Regions from separate parts of the Mus musculus genome. Here region 1 is linked to region 2. Evidence: chromatin loops called from intact Hi-C (ENCODE). Cell type or tissue: gastrocnemius. All regions are shown on one strand. Links, peaks and the distances in the headings refer to the core of each region. The heading gives the core; the rest is flanking DNA.

What was found. Peaks named below come from ENCODE experiments on the same cell type or tissue, not always from the same donor. Only the 100,000 strongest peaks of a DNase experiment are listed, where the experiment ranks them.
Region 1: it touches region 2 in a loop (2.1-fold over the local background); 7 of 42 quality-filtered maps call a loop at or near these places.

Annotation. Positions count from the first base shown.
Region 1 is chr8:8,481,321-8,489,658 of GRCm38, reverse strand. It overlaps Gm31135 (a long non-coding RNA gene), which reads left to right and starts at 4,931. Exons shown (of 4, transcript XR_870125.1): 1 at 4,931-5,041. RefSeq lists an enhancer at 1-1,605. In gastrocnemius, for the core only: no CTCF peak of the experiment used is centred there; DNase peaks (open chromatin) are centred at 854, 2,610 and 4,930; H3K4me3 peaks cover 1,090 bases; H3K27ac peaks cover 1,652 bases.
Region 2 is chr8:8,644,257-8,652,594 of GRCm38, reverse strand. The region is part of intron 1 of Efnb2 (ephrin B2); the gene reads left to right. Among named protein-coding and RNA genes, the nearest start is that of Efnb2, 13 kb to the left of the region's middle. In gastrocnemius, for the core only: a CTCF peak has its summit at 5,111; DNase peaks (open chromatin) are centred at 2,408, 2,966 and 3,737; H3K4me3 peaks cover 3,373 bases; H3K27ac peaks cover 1,363 bases.

The sequences.
Region 1 (8,338 bases), core at 55-8,054, 160 kb after region 2:
CCACACCCCCGACTTAAAAAACAAAATCAAACAAATCCCTTTTTGTGTATAGCCAAGTTTGCCCTTGCAGGAGATGGGTGTTGCAGAAAGACCCCAATCGTCCTGTGCAGAAGGTTCTAGGCCTGGCCCTCTCCCTGTGCAGTTAGTGCGAGGTGTCAGTGTCTGCTCCCCTTTCCAATAGCTCGGAGGATGCTGAGAGGAGACGCCCGTGGTTGTCAGAGAAACACGGCGATATATTATTAGATCTTTCATAATTAGGCTTTGCTGATGTGTGCAAGAGCTTAATCAAAAACGTTATCACCCAGCCTGCTGCTGGAGGTGGGGGTTGGTGATGGTGGTGGGGGAATCTGGAAAGTCAAAGGCTGTTCCTCCCCGTGCTGGTTCTGTAAGATAACAAAGGCAAGACAAAGGCAGATGGCTCCTGCCTGTGGTTCTGAGCAGGCTCATGCTTTGGTTAATCACGTGACGTACGTGACAGTGGGTTCAGAAAACCTGAAGCCCCTCCTCGCTCCCAATTTCTGAGTCACTCCACCGACCAGGTGCTGACTAAGGCTGTGGGCTGTGGGAACCTCATTGAATGTGTCTGCCAAGCGTTTCCAGGTAGAGCTTGGCTCCCCGGGGGAGCTCTAGAAGTCCCTCCCTGGGTCACAGCAGGCCTGCCTGACTGCGAATTTCAAAGAGTGTATCTCAGCCCTTAGATAAACCTGGCTGGTGTCCCCTGGCAGCAAAGCTGGGGGAAGACCTCGGGGACAGCCATCCTGCAGCGCCCAGGGCTGTTTGGACAAACTGTGCTATGTTTTTTCTGCCCGTATCTGGGCATGCAGGTGAATCCTGGTCCCGCTGGTATCTTGGCTGGCCACTCTCTCTCAGGCTCTGCGGGGAGCTGGGGGTGCATCCCTGCAAACGCTCCAGCAAAGCTGTGCAAACAAACCCGGCCGATTAGTTGGACAGGCTCACTGGCTCGGGAGTGTGAGCTGGCCTGGCAGCCCTATGCTCTCAACCCTTTCCAGGCTGGGCTTGTTCCCAGAGCGCTCATCAAGGAACACACTACCTTACCCTCTGGATGCTGGGTGCTTGTGCATCTATGGGCAGGACAGGATACTGATTCTTGCCTTGGACTCTTTACATACAACATATCACACATTCATTCACACACACACACACACACACACACACACACACACACACATGTGCGCGCCACTCACGTTCACTACAGACTATACAGCATTGGGTCAGAAGCCGTGATGGCACGAGGCACATAAATTTTGTGTCTGAGTTATTTAACCCACCTCAGAGTTGCACAAGACCTGTGTCCTTGTCTTACACGCTGCGTCAGATAGAGGCTGGCAATTTCTGTGTTTAAAGGTTCAGTTTAACACCTATAAATAACCTGACGTTCTGAGCTTTTTGGGAGAGGCTGCTCAAACTGACTTGACTTTTTTTTCCCTCTCTTCTGCCTTTGGTTTGAAGTAAGAGTCAACTTGGTATAAAGAAACCTCGGGTCCCCTTTGAGGTGAAATCAGAGTGAATCAGAAAGAGTGATTACGCCCTTCTTTAATCAGAGACTCTGGGGAGGATTTTCTTTTAGGAGAGAAGCGTCAAGCCATGCTCTTTGAAAATTACTTTCATATTTTCTTGAGCAGTTCAGAGCAGGGAGAGTTTTAAGAGTTGTCATTTGCTCTTGGATATCAGGCGGCAGCCTCAGCCTTTTGTCTGAGCCCTTCCTTCTGTGTATCCGAAAGGACTTAGCTGGCCCCGGCTTTGTTGTGCACCACACAAGCTATCAAGTGACTAATGCCCTTGGAATCTCATGGAGACATTTATTCTGCCCCTGTTGCTATGAGCCCTGTGTTCTTTTGTGGAACCTAACAATATAGGTAACATATCTAAAGTATGACCCTGACCAAAGGAACTTAGTTTTAAGTAGCAATTGTAAAATCATTGTGTACACGTCACGGGCCTGTCAGGTCCATTCTCATTTTAGTGTTTCAAGTATGTTTGCGCTAGTGACGTGGGCTGATTAACCTGAAGTGAAGTTAAAGCATCAATAGAAAAGCTCACCCACATTCACACTGCAAGTGTTTATTAAACCAGTCTCAGCTACTTGGGGGAAGCAGTACTCCTTCAGGGAATTAAAAAAAAAAAAAAAAGGATAATCAATCAGGAATTATTCAATGAGCTGACAAAAACAGCATTACAGGTCAAAAGTCCCCCTGTTATTTAAAATAGACGATCCATTTTCAAGTCAAGAGTTTTTCTCTGTATTGCCCTGGCTATCTTGGAACTAACTCACTCTGTAGACCAGGCTAGCCTGGAACTCAGAGATCCACCTGCCTCTCCTCCCAAGTGTTGGGATTAAAGTTTATGTTAATAAATAGCTTTTAAAATTAGCATTTCCTGTCTGCTTCCAAAAATTTGGTTCAAATTCTTCTCCCAGTGCTTGGAATGTTAATTTGGTGACTAGCAGAGAAAGTGGTGTGTGTGTGTGTGTGTGTGTGTGTGTGTGTGTGTGTGTGTGTTTGAGACAAGATCTTACACAGAGTCACAGGCTGGTCTGAAAACCACTACAAAGTAGCCCAGGCTGGCTGGCTTCAAGTTGTGGAAACCCTCCTGTCTCCACCTCCAGAGTTCTGGGATTGCAGCCATGAGCTCTGATGTCTGGCTAGGAAATATGGTTTTGTCAGAATTAAACGTGTGCTCGTTTCTTAACCTGAGACATTTAAAAATTAGTTGGAGCCAGAAACAATTAACGGTCCAGATTTCTCTCACTTATTTTTGGCTTTTATCTTACTTGTTTGTTCCCATTTTAATTAGAAAATAATACAATGACACAATTAATTTTACCTGGCAGGCTCTGTTCCACGGCAACAGGGGCGTATGTGAAAAATGCTGCTGGCTTTTTTCCTCTTCCCCCTAGAATGAGAATTTTTTAAAACCTAAAAGTCTGTTACCATTTAAGCCTCTATAAATGAATTTTTAGACAGTGTTTGAAATTTGGGCCTTGATTTTCACACCTTAGGGAACCATATGGAGGTTAAAATGTGATTCTTTGTTTTGTATTATGCGTTATCCCACATATTTTTTTGACCAGTGTTTCTATTTAGCCATTTTAAATACTTTCCATTTAAGTCACATTTCCTCAGAAACTGGGTCCACGATCACTGATAACATTCTAACGTTGCCACATTTTATTGATTTGTATTTGATGCCAAGGTTGATAAGATGTAGATCACATTTAAAAATTATGTGAAGAAGAAAAACCTACATTAGACTCAAATCTTAATTAATGTGACCATACTCTCTTAGTGAAATGAACACAGTTTTACCACATTTTATTTTTTCCCCCCAAACTGTGTGCTGCTCCTTACCACTTTGGTTTCTTTCCATATCTTCTCTTTGGAGAAACCAGACCAAAAGTTGTTTGAGTACAGACGTGCAAAATCGTCTTCCTTTCATGCTTTGCACATCATGCACTCTGTGCATGCTCCGGTGAGTCGTTTGTGACTGTATTAACTTGATGGTCTATAGGTACAGAGCAGTATAGTAACATTAGAACACACATCACGCTTGCTAACAAGGTAAATTCATGTGCTTGGTATGGGTGATAACTTCCTTGCTGTGGATAATATCTGTTCTCTTGCACCTGATAGAGTCACAAAGTAAGTATTAAATCTGGCCCAAGGAGCTCTGAGGAACGTGGCAGTGATAGGGGACGCAGAAAACTTCTGTCTCAGCATTGTTTCAATGGCCAACCCACGAGACTTGCATGCCTTTGAGTGAAAACCCTACTCTCTAAATTGTAGGCAACAAGGTTGGGGAGACCCCGACTCAAATCCCCAGCAACTGCCAAAATAAGTAACATCTAGGAATGGGCTTTCTCAAGCCAATGATTAAAACTTTCAAAGGGTACAGTCTTTGGATCTGAAGTCTCTGATTAGTTAGTCTTTTAATTACTTCTCTTTTTATTATTTCTTTAAAATGCAGAGTTTAGGTGAAAATGACAACAAAACAAAGCAAACAAGTAAAACAAAATAAAACAGTTCCCATCTCTTGGCAGCCTTTTTGACCAAGTGTAAGTCTTTATGAAGGAATTACAGTTAACCAGTTTTGGGCAGCAGGGCATTTCCCTCAGCCTCATTCCGGGTTGCTCCTCCTGGCCTGCAGGACTCAGGCAGGGTGGGGGTGGGGCTTGGCTTCTATGTCTTACAGCAAAGCAGCTTTGGTGGGAGCAGTTATCATTCATAGTTCTACAGAACTCTCATAATTATCTATTGTTTTCGTCAAAAACCAACATGGTTTTTGTGCACATCCAAACTCTCTTCGCACAAAACTTCACTCCTGCCTTTAAAATACATAGCATGTATAATACTAGTTTTACAAGTAATATCTTAAGTTGGAGTCTGATAAAAATACCTAGTTATCAAGTATTGTATTAAAAACAAAAGGAAAAACTCTAAAACAAACAGCAGGCCGGTGAGATGGCTTAGCAGGTAAAGGCAGTTGTTGTGGAAGTCTGGCCATTTCAGTTTGATCCGAGAACTTTCTCCACAAAGCTGTCCCCTGACTTCCACATATGAACTGTGTGGCACTGCTAGTACAGTACACACACACACACACACACAGACACACACACACACACACAGACACACACACACACACAGACACACACACACACACACAGACACACACACATACACAAATACACAAATAAAAGTAAAAAAGTCGTTGCTGTATCCTGCCTTTTATCTGTTCACAGAGTTCCTTGAAAGCAAGCTACAAGCCAGTTTCACTGCCTTTGTGTAGTATGAATAAGGCTTAGTTAGAGGACAGGGTCAAAGTCACTGTTTTACCAGACAGTAATGGCATGCTAATGATGCTGGAGCAGCTTGGAGCTCCGAGTGACAAAGCCTTTTGCACTCTGTGGTGATGCTCTCTCCGAGAATTCAATTAAAACGGAGGCTCTGAGCTGCTGGCGGCGGCTGTTGCTCCACCGGGGAGTTTCAGTTAACACACTCTTCTTGCAGCCATCGGAAAGTCTTAGGTAAATTGTGCAGACTTTTTTTTTGTTGGGTTTGGCTTATTTAGTTTTTATAAAATCAGAGTTTGTAAATATCATAGCAAAGCCTTTCTCACAGTTTGGGTGGCTAAACAGACTTTACAAGCTGTATCTGAAGGCCGAAGTTCATTGAGATGTACAACCAATCAAATTATTTTCTTTTACTTTAGTATTTTATTTTAAGACAAAGCCCCATGCATGCCAAGCTGTCCTTGACCTTGCTGTGCAACAGAGGATAACTATGTGCTTTTGTGCACGTGTGTGCTGTAGGGGGATGGGAGTGTTTTCTGTGCATGTATGGCTTATGTAAGTGTATAGTGCATATATGTAGTGTGTGTGTATGTATGTATATATATATATATATATATATATATATACATATATACATGCATGTAGTGTTATGTGCTGCTTTGTGTTGCTTGTGATGTGTGTACGTACATGCACATGTGTGCATAAGGGAATACATATGCATTTGTACATCTGTATGTACATGAATATGGCCTCTGTGCCCATGTGTGTATGCACATGGTGTGTGTATGTGTAGATAAACATGCATGTGATTTCTCACTGAACCTAGAGCTTTTGGATTCGGGCAGGTAGACTTTCCAGTCATATGTCTTAGTGCCGACTTAGCATTGGTCTTTAAAATCTGCACTGCTGTGTTCCCCTTTTACGTAGATGATAGAAATCCAAACTTGGGTCCTCCTGCTTGTGTGTGTGGCAAGCACACTGCAGAGACAGCAGCTCCCTGCCTCATCACAAACTTCCCGGCCTTCTGTCTCCACAGTGTCCAGGGCGATAGATTTACACTACTCAATCCATGTGGCATTGAGGTTAAACTCACATATGCGGGACAAAACAAACGCTCTACCAACCCATCTACCAACCCAGCCCACATTTCTTTTGATTGCTTGGTAAATTTTTAGTTTATTTCACTATGTTAATGAAGGCTGGAGAGATGGCTCAGCTGTTAAGAGCATACACTCCAGTTTGGCACTGGGCACATCTGGGTTCCACGGGCATCTGCACTCACAGGCAAATAAATATACATTTCCATAATTGTTTTAAGTTCACTTCCAGAGCAAGTGATCCCTCATCCCGTGGCCTCTAAGATGTTGGTTAATGCTCTGCTGGCTCCACAGAGAAACTTCCAATTTCCTGAAGAAGAAAAAAAAATCTTCAGGGTTCAGCTTTCTTCAAAAAGGATAATTCCAGATTCCAGGAAAGAGCAAGCCATAGTACTGTTTCAAGGCAGGAGTTGAAACTTTGGTCCATGGACTGCGTTTGAAATCGAAAGGAATGTTGGGGTCATCGCCAGCTTCCTCGGCTTGGGGAAACTGCTGTTTTGCTAACTAGGCCGTAGTTAGGTCTGAGTCAGTTACTCCGCAAGGTCAGTTCTTCCTTCAAATCAGGTGGGTGTTCCTGCCTCTGAAAACAGTTACTCTGTAGGGAAGGAAGGGTCTTGTGGGTCTTGTGTCTTGTGCTGGGGTTCTGCAGATCCCTCGCTCCCCCAATCATCGCTGAGGGAAAGTCCTGCGCAGCCTTTCACAACTTCCTACTCACAACTTGAATCCTTAAACAAAAGAAAGACAAAAAAAATAGCATCTCAAAGCTTCGACACCCTTACAGTATCCTGGTCTCTGTAATCCAGATACTTTACAGGCAAAGCTGAAGTGGCCTTTGTACTGGCTGTACTGGCTCAGGAGACTGGCAGGTCCTGCAAGGTGTGCCCTCTCTGTGCTCCCTCCCCTCCCCTCTCCTTTGTTCTATGATAAACTTTTGTCCTTTTGGGTGCTAACATTAAAGACCTGTTCTTCATTCCAACTAACTCATTTTAAACAGAAATGCCATGTGTCCTATTTTTAACAGACAAAGGATAAAGCAGTGGGCACCAATTAGTTCGGTTCTGGAAGAGGACTATCAGGTCTGCAGACCCCTGGCTAGGTTGTATATGGCCTCAAGCAAGGGAAACCCAGGGCTCATTTAGGATCTGTAAGTCTAAAATGACAATTTGGCATTTAGAAATTGAAGCTGAAAAGAGTCTGGTATCACCTTGATTTCACAAGTCCCAGCCTCCAGCTCACCAGGCAGCCTTGGGATGCCCAAGGCTCCTGGGGGACCAGGGCTAGGCCCAGGGAGTGGGAGGCTGGAGTCCTGGGCTTTAGGAAACCCTTCTTATCTCTGCTTCTGTCAGGGACCCTATCTTGCTTACACAGCCAGGATCTGAGGCCAGGACTTTCAGCTGCTCTGGCTCTATCTTCATTTCTTGTACCTGGATATCGATTGCCTTTAAATTGGGAAAAGAGGCTGCAATCTCATTTGATAAGGGGATTTCGGATGTCAAGCCTCGGAATTTGTGAAGCTGGAGAGATGCAGGCCAGGGGATGCGGCCTTAGGGAATAGATAATGGAAAAGATCTACCTTTAAAGTGAAAGCCATGCTTACCATCAATAGGATAAGTTTAAGCAGGAAAGCTTAGAATCTAAATCAACATAGGACATTGAGGTCCTTATATGGGCAGGTCAGATAAACCTATCTTTAAGGTTCTTTTGAGAGGCAAAAGCCCAACTTAGGAAGTACTTTCACTTTAAAGTGGTTTTTTTCTTTTCTTTTTTAAAAAAATTATTTAATATTCGACAGCCTTAAGAGCTAATGCTGAGTTCAAAAGAGAACCTTAAAAGTTTTACCCATAGTTCACCTGGAAACTTATAAGTGCATTAGTCTAAGTTCAGCTATGGAATCTCTTCAGAGCTCTTGGACAAGATGCCCACATTCTCTGTGCTCTCTATCAAAGGTGTTGGTACCTACCTAATAGGGCCTATGGTTGGCAGAAAGCTATTAATTTATATAAAAGCCTTAGAGCAATGCCTAGGGTATAGCAAGAACTCTAACCCCATAAATCATATTTTTAAAAATCTCTTTCAAGTTCTGGGAGGTGACAGGCATTCTTAGTCCCAGCCTGAGTTTGGATTATTTTGAAAACAAAGCCCGTGGCAGCAAACGGCATTAGAGAACAGAAGAGGGGGTGGGGAGGACGCTGTGGGAGGGAGGGGCCGTTCATGGATGACTGTGGGACTGTCCACTTGAACATGTAGTGCTTCGCAGAGGCTTCTGGAGGGGGCTACGTTAAGGTGTCCACTCCGCTCATCCCTGGCGTCCAGCCTTTGGTCAGGAAAGAGGAAAGAGAAGGGAATTGCACGTGTAAAATCCCTATGTTTCACACTGAGGTATTGGAAACCCCAACGGATGACGTCACCTCAGCTTTCTCAAAGCTAGGGGGGG
Region 2 (8,338 bases), core at 296-8,295:
TGACCCTTGTGGGCATCCAGTAACTCTTTGTGGGATGGGCAGGCACAGCCCAGGTTTACATGCCTGTGTCTTTATAACCTGCTGTCAGAGATCCAGTATCCACCCTCCAGATCTCCTGAGCTCAAGGTACCAAAGTCGGTTGCCTTCAGGGATTGTGAAAGCTGGTTTCTGGACCCACCCCAGAGTTTCTGATTCCTGAGGGCTAGGGTGGAGCTGAGAGATACACACTTTTAATGCAAGCTCCCAGATGCTACCAACTACTGGTGGTGGTGGGAGACCATATGGGAGAATGGCCTTGGGTCAACCTTTTTTGGAAGAGAATCTAGCAGTCTTCCTACTTTCAAAGGCTGTTTAGGACCCAGGAGGTGATCTGGCCTTTACCTTCCTTTTAGAGGTTACAAGGGCAGTGGTAACTTGGTTAATTAATTCAATAAGGCCCTATACTGAGAATAAAGTCAAAGCAGAAAATTCTCTTTACTTGATTTTTTTTTTTGGTGGGGGGGATTGGTTTTTTGAGATTTCTCTGAGTAGCCCTGGCTCTCCTGGAACTCACTCTGTAGACTAGGATGTCCTTGAACTCAGAGATCTGCCTTCCTCTGTCTCCCTGGTACTGGGATTAAAGTCATCTACCACTATCACCTGGCTCAATCTTTGAGATTTGAAAGCCAAATAGAAACAGAAACATTCCATGCTAGGATACCATGGTGTTGTATGTAGAGAGAGGGCCTGGGGGTCCGGGGAAAGGTGGCCAGTCCTGGCTAGGGAAGCAGTCCATGTAAGAAGAAACTTGAGTTTTTAATGAGAGCAGTATCTCTAAGCAGTCACGGCAGATTGCTGAAAAACAGTAGTGCGCAAGCCAGTTTCAGCCTAGAGTAGTGTCTGTAATGTGTTTTGTGTCTCTGAATATCCATAGCACAGAGTCAAATCCCATGAGTGGGAAAAACAGATCCTGTGAGACAGCAGCTCATTGATTTCAACAGCGTTTGTGATGTGGGGATTATCAATACCCATTGTTTTAAAAGTGAGTGTCATCATGGGCAAGTCAGGCAATTGATTTCACCAGGACGGTGGCTGACCAAGAGCTAGGGCTTTGGAGGTCACCTGTGTGAGCCAATCCTTGCTTAGCCATTTATTGGCTGTGCAGTTTAGAACAATATGCTCTGTGTTGCTCATTCGTCCACCTTTAAATTAGAGACAATCACATAGTAGTGGTGAGAGAGAGTAATAAAACAGTGGTCAGGATTAAATGTGTAAAGGGCCTGGCTCTGAGCTTGGCACATGAAACCAGTCAACATCAGTTACTGTTAGTCAAATTTACTGATGTCTACTGAGTACCATTGACATGCAAGGAAAAAAAAATAAAATCACTGTTAATGAAGCCTAACATTAGTATTTTAAGCTCTCTAATGATGTCTAGTTTTGTCTCTCGTCTATCACCAGGCTGGACCCTCTTTCTCTGCTCCCCCCCCCCCCCCCCGCCAGTGCTGTCTTAGAACTCAGGTGCATGTACAAACTCTGGATAGTCTTGTTCAACTGTTCAGCTTCTTTGTACAAAACCATTTTGTATATTCTGATAAAAGATGTCTGTCCTTGAGGGAATACATGAATCCAAGCTGAATTCAGGGATGGGCAGAGTGGCTTCTCCCTCCCTGCATTTAGAACCCTTGTTTCCTATTGATCTGCATTTTATATAACAGCACTCATTAAACTTCCTTGCAGTCACCAAAAGGAAATAATCTCATATTCTCCTCTTACGACTAGTTGGGGAAACTGGGACCGAACTGGTTAACCGAGTTTCCCTGGGTCGTTAGGAAGCTAAGATGCAGATCTGGCTGAAGTGCTCAGGTGTCTGGCTGTTCAGTTCTCTTACGATGACATACGAAGCTGGCTACGGGAAAGTTAAGGGTGTATTTGCTCAAAGTAATGCACACACGGTAGAGAAAAGACAAGTGTTGAATGTGGTCTTCCCGTGTCCGTCTGAACACCAAGTAATTCTCCTTTATCCTGGCTGTACAGTTCCAAAGAGACCCTGTGAAGCACACTTCTAACAAGGTCAGCCTGCCGGAAGCACAGTCATTGTCAGCCCAACTAAGAATGACTAGGCAGTTTTTATGGCACATCATATTAATGCATTTATTGTGTAGGAGTCCTTTGACTATCAACATTTTCCTTTTAAGAACTTAACTGATTGGTCAGTTCCCCCTTGGGAGAAAGTCTGGCTTCCAGAGTCATCTCCAGTTTGCTGCTGAATGTGTGTCAAACTAAGGAGATAGTATGACATCTTTTTTAGAGTCTAGTCACAATTAAATGCCATTTTATTTTGGATTTTGGGAACGGTGCCAGCTTCCAGCTTGTCAGAGCTGAGAAGACTCAAATCAAGTCCAGGCCTATTTCTACAGCAAACGGGGAGGCTGGCTTTCTGCCTGTGGATTCATTCAGTTCAGCCCATCTGGCTTTTGATGTTCTGCAAGTTTGGAGCAGTTTGTTTAAGGAAGCCAGGCGGTGAATATTGGTGGGCCTGGGGTTCTCTGGACTCCGCGGTGGCGCCTCTGGATTTGCATTTTCTCCACTGGATCTGCCTAAGACCAGAACAAACTGCCCGCCTGACAAAGCAACCCCGCATCTTCACTTCTAAGGCTCTGAAGCTCCACCGCATGGCATCATCTCAGCTCCTCCTGGCTCATTTCTCTCTCAGCTTCTCCCTGCCCAGTTCTCTTGCTCAATGGGAGCCTGCTGGAGTGACTCTGGGGTGTCCTGTGTCTGGGCCAGGGAAGAGAGTTACCCAAAAGCCCCATTTGTTCATGTTTCCACCATGTGACACGGTGAAGGGTAATCTGTATCAGTAACCAATTCTACTCCTCATTTCTGTTGCGTACTGGGTTTCTCTTCCTCTCTCTTCTTCCCCTTCTCCACTGGATGTGACAGGAGGAAGACAACTCCAGCCACTCCCAAGGGAACCTGTGCCTGACCCCTGTGCTGGAGCCTGGGAAGGAGGATGTGCTGGGAAGCTGCCATTTAGGGGCTTGTAAAGTCATCGCACACAACCTTGTAAACTGTGTTGTTGCTATGATTATTAGGCTTGCCTGTCAAGGAGATTCCCTCTCAGACCCACAAGGCTGAGTGCCATGGTCCCTTCCGTCTTTCGTGCACCTACTCCTTGTGTTGCAGAAGGCACTGTCTGAGTGCCTCTCTGTAGGGGAAGAGATGAGGGGTAGGACACGGTAGGGAAGGGTTTCTGCTTGCTGGACACCTCACAGAAGGGACGGCCTTCCTTAGATCAGAGTGAATTGATTTCTACAAAGGCAGAACGCTTCTAAATGAAGAAAGAAATGTATGCTGGTGGGGATGAGGGGTAGAGAGGTGAAGGGACAGTGTGCACAGCCAGCACTACTCCTGGATACCTGGTCTTGGAGTGGCAAACCACTCACTCCTTGTTAAATTTACACGTAGCTTTCATCCCTGTGACTTCACCACTGAGGTAAACGAGCAAATGGCTCTGAAACAACAGAGAACCAGCTGAAGGTGCCCTTTGGACCTTTCCTCTGTGAGAGCCATCTTTCCCTCTAGGGCCTGGCCTATAAATAACATGGGGTCCACCTTCCTTTATAGACTCTTGCTAAAAGCACGGCTGGAAACATGACCGTGCAGGTGCTAACAAATTACGGTTGGGAAAGAAGGCTGCAATGCCTCCTGTCACTGAGGTTATGAAATCCCAGTTTCAATCATGGAGCCGACCCGGTTGGTTTGCCAGCTGGCTAGTCTGGCACGTACCATTACCCCTCTTGCTTCTTCAGTGCACAGCCCCGATCCTCCAGCTCATGCTTTGGTCCTCAAGTCTTGCTGTAGCTGGCCACAGAAGTTTTGTGAAATTTTTTCTTTTCCTAATTGAAGGGAAGTGGTGTAGAATAGGCAGAGAATACTCTTAGGTCAATTACATAAATGAAGACCTGGGTTTGGGTTTGTTGTTAATTCCATAGCAGATTTAAATAGTAGTTTTGGTTAACTTGTAAAAGGGAAAACAAACAAACAAACAAACAAAAACAAAAAGACAAAACAGCTGTGGTATCTACATCACACAGCTGAAGTCTGACTCGGAAATGATGACCAGAAAATACATTTTCAACCTCAGTCTGTTACAGGTGTGCCCTTCTGCGGAATGAAAGTGTTTAGACAGTAAAAAACATTGCACAGATAGAATTGAAGCAAATACCTGTACTGTTTTCCTGGGAGAGGAAAAGAAACTGTTTAAACGGTGAGAATATCATCTTTGAGCGTTTCAAGATAAAATTTACTTTAGCTACCAGTATTTTGTTTAGCATCATATCACAAATAGGAGATTAATATAAAAAGGAGTCAGTTTTCATGCAGTTGTTACAGAGGTGTAAGCTGTGGCATTTAATGTCATTGTGACTCATTGGTGTAAGTTAGGAGGGAAGTATCCCCCGTGGTATGATTGTGGGATGCAGTGTGAGGTCATCGGGCCAGCAGGAAAGTCCTCTCCTAGTGCTTGATAACTAGCTTGGTCCCTTCCTCCAGTGCTCTGTCAGCTCCCACCTGCTGGAGCTGCTGAACTGGTTCTGGGGCTGTGCGCTTGCTCTCTCGCGGTGCTTGGATTTCTTCTCTTCTCATCTTTCGGCTCTTGAAAAGGTTTGGCTTGTGGTTGGTGTGAAGGTTGAAATGCACACCCCACCCCTCGCTGTCTCCCATTTGGAACACTCTAATGGTCCCCCAATTGTACAACCTGCTTTCAGGCCCCTGTTCTTATCCTTGAATAAATCGAGCTCAAGTTGCACAGGGCATTTGTTTTAGAAAACCGAAAGAAAGGGGGCACCTGTGAAAACAGGCCACTATTCCAACACACATGCACCTTCGAATTAAAGCAGAAAATGTCAGTTAAAGCCTCCAATTACTTCCTACTTCTTGAAGGTTTGGAGCCACTAAGAACGTAGGGGTGTGCTTGCTGGAAGCTTCAGGGTAATTACTTGTTACTCTGAGCCTGGTATCTGGTAACCTAGTTCTGGGTGAACCTGATACCTTAGAGCTAGCTGTACACCCCACTATTTCTCTGGTTTCAGAATAAGTCTGTGCAGAAACTTGTTCTCATGTTAAAGTGCCAAAGGGGGCAGTAAAGTGCTATTCACTAAAAAGGGGGAAAAATGATTCCCAGGACTTTCTTCTGGAAGCTATTGCAGTGTCTTTCTTGGGCGCTACTGTTTTACTTTTTTCATCTTATAACAAGCCCTTCTGTTGAGGACGTTTCTAGAACAACTGATTAATCCGCAGCAGCACTCTGGCAGTAAATGGAACTAACACACAACCGAATATTCCGCCCGCTTGTATCAAGTTCACACACTGCACGGAACATTCCAGAGAGGAGACTTCACCTGCTGGGGCATGCTGGCCTAACTGCATATGGAAATCACAGGTGCTGCAGAGTTGAGGCAGGAGACTGGCCTGGTCCTGAAAGATCCTAGGGTCTATACTTGGTGGAGGGTGAGCCAGCTTACACACTGCCGTCTCCTCTTTCCTCTAGCCTTTACCACTGAGTTAAAAAGCAACACAAGCATTTTATAAAGAAAAGTATGCTTCCCAGAATGGGACAGATTCCAAGTACCCTTGATATACAATGCTGGCTTAGTGTATTAATGTAACTGGGGTGCTCTTCCTTCTGGGATGACCCAGTGTGTAAAACTGGGTCCTTAAAAATGTCAGCCTGTTCCTGATTTTATCAGTGATGAAAATCTAGTTGTGTTTATCTCTTATTTTTCTGGTTTGGATAAATGTCTGTTCTAAATTTGTGGGCTAGAGGCCTGTTTAACACATAGGCCACAGTGTCACATGGTGCTTTCTAAGGCGTTGCATCAGAAAGTTAAAGTATCTATAAGCCTTAAACATTTAAAATGCTTTCCAAAATCAGAGCCAAGAAAGCTAGTTTCAAAAATATACTTCAGGTTTTTACATTTGCTTATTGTTTGAAGTTTTGGGGTCCCACTGGGCAAGCGCTACAACACTAAGCTATCTTCTCGGCTCTTTCTCTGTTCCTTCTTTCGAGACTTGGTCTCACTGAGTCGCCCTGTACTCACCCTGTAGTGTAGGCAGACCTTAGGACTGTGACCCGTTTGCCCTAGTCCCCCTGAGTAGCTGGGATTACAGACCTGTGTGTCTAGGCTCAGCAAGTTTAGTTTTTGAAGCTGTACATTTAAAAGTAATGTCCAGTTTGTTCACAAAATCACTGTTTGCTGGGAAGACTTTTGAAACCCACAGAAACTTAAAAATCACCATAGTTCCAAAAGTTTACAGGTAACTAACTGTCAGTGATGCAATGTTCTGTGAATGTTGGTCTCTGTGGTCAGTCCAGTGCAGGCCACATGGTTTACAGGTGGGTCTATCTGCAGGTGGAGTAAGTCGTCTGTGTGCCATGGTCATACACAGTCCTGGGTTGCCTTACAGTGGGGTGTCTTCAAAGAATATCTCTTTAGGTGGATCTGATACTACGGCTCGATGTTCAGACTCAGATAATTGTGGCATGAACCTTTCCATATGTGGTCCATGATTGACCAAAATGATGTTGCAAAGTGTGTGGTCACAGTAGATGTCATTTCAAAGGAAAAGAAGGCTAGAATGTTTTAGTAGACGGCACTGTATATTGATTGGCTTATGAATCTGGCTTTGCAATGTCCTGCACATAGGAAAACTTACAGTTTTCTGTGGCTATAACCTGGGTGCATCATCTGCTCCTTGAACTCTGAGGCCAGACTTCAGATGCTTATATCTGGCCTAATGGTGCAGAAATAGGAAACACTTAAATCAATTTGTCTGGCGAATCGTGTTAGGTACTGACTGACATTTTGTCATCAGGAGCTCTTGCTTGGCATTTCTAAGACACACTACTCCATCCTGGAGGAGTTTCACCTGACCTGATTCACCAAATGTGGAGACTGCCCATTTCTATGTATCGTGTGTGGCCACAGACACCATCAGCATTGAGTAGCTTGTTGTAGCTTCTACATTAGCCTTTGTGATTTGCCAATGTGAGGAAACACATGGAGTCATGGGGTGTCCGCACTTAGGTCCCTAATGTAGACACTAAAAGAGGAGTAAGGAAAATTGAGGTTTTCCTGGTGAAAGAGAAAAACTTCAGGTCCTCAGCTCAGTTGCCCTGAAGTATCTCATCTCCTATGGCACAGGGTCAAGGTCAGAGGCAAAGCTGGCAATAGATGTCTCCATCTGAGGCAAGGCTCCTGGTGACATGATTTGTTATGCCGATAGAAGTCACATGCTTCAGCCTTCCATCTCCAACCCCGAGTATGTTTTCACGCATTACTCCAACATTTGAAACCAGTCTGGTTCACACGAAAGCTTGTGCTTTCCCCTCTACTCATTAATTCTGCTGCACGGTCTCTGCCACAAACATTAAGGAATGTCAAGTCGTGGGATGCTAATCAAGAGCTTTTTTTTTTTTTTTTAACAATAAAAAGTATGAAGTTGAGATGTCTAATTTAAATTATTAGAGATCTAATTTAGATCACTAAATATTAATGTTTAATGTAGACCATTAGAGTTACTCAAAGTATTCTGCGTAGGACACTTTGTTAGAGTCTAGTTTGGCAAAGCACTTTTTCGAACTTGAGTTAAATCAATAGGCAACCCATGGGTAAAAATAGATTCTGGCATCATATCATTTTATACCAAGCCTCTGGCTTTGGAAAGCCAACTTCAGAGTTGCGTTTTTTTTTTTTCCCCAGTTCCCTTCTTTCCGTATTGGAGACAAAGTCATGGGATCTATTGTCCGACTGGAAATGATTCACTGGGGAAACTGTAGGAGTGACCTGTTTCTATTCAGTGCTCCCTGTGAGCCCTCAGGGACTCCCCAGGGAAAGTGGATGGGATTGGTGCAGAATGCCTTGGAGTGGTGTGTGGTCTCTGCCGGCTGGCAGCTAGGTGCTGATGCTGTACAAGTGATGTAGGTGACGACTGGTTTTGGTTGCAAGATGATCCTTACCCCGGTTTGCCAAAACAAGTCAGAGTATGACTCCGGCTGTGGAGAAGGTAGAGTTCTGTTGACTAACTTGGTTTTAACGGGTTTTATGGCTGCATGTTTAAGTGTGAAACTAATAGTATCTGCCTGTGTTGTTTGGAGTCCGTTTTAAGTTTACATCTAAAACACAGATTTTAGGTCGTTGACTCATTTCTTCTTCTTGGCAAGGGATACATGCCAGGTGGACACCTCAGAGAGCGCTGCATATCCCAGCCATTGTTCACAGGGCAGGCAGCTGGATGCCTGCAGTTCTCTGTGGGATTCTTGCAGGCCTGAGTGTGTATTGACTTTCCCTCCATT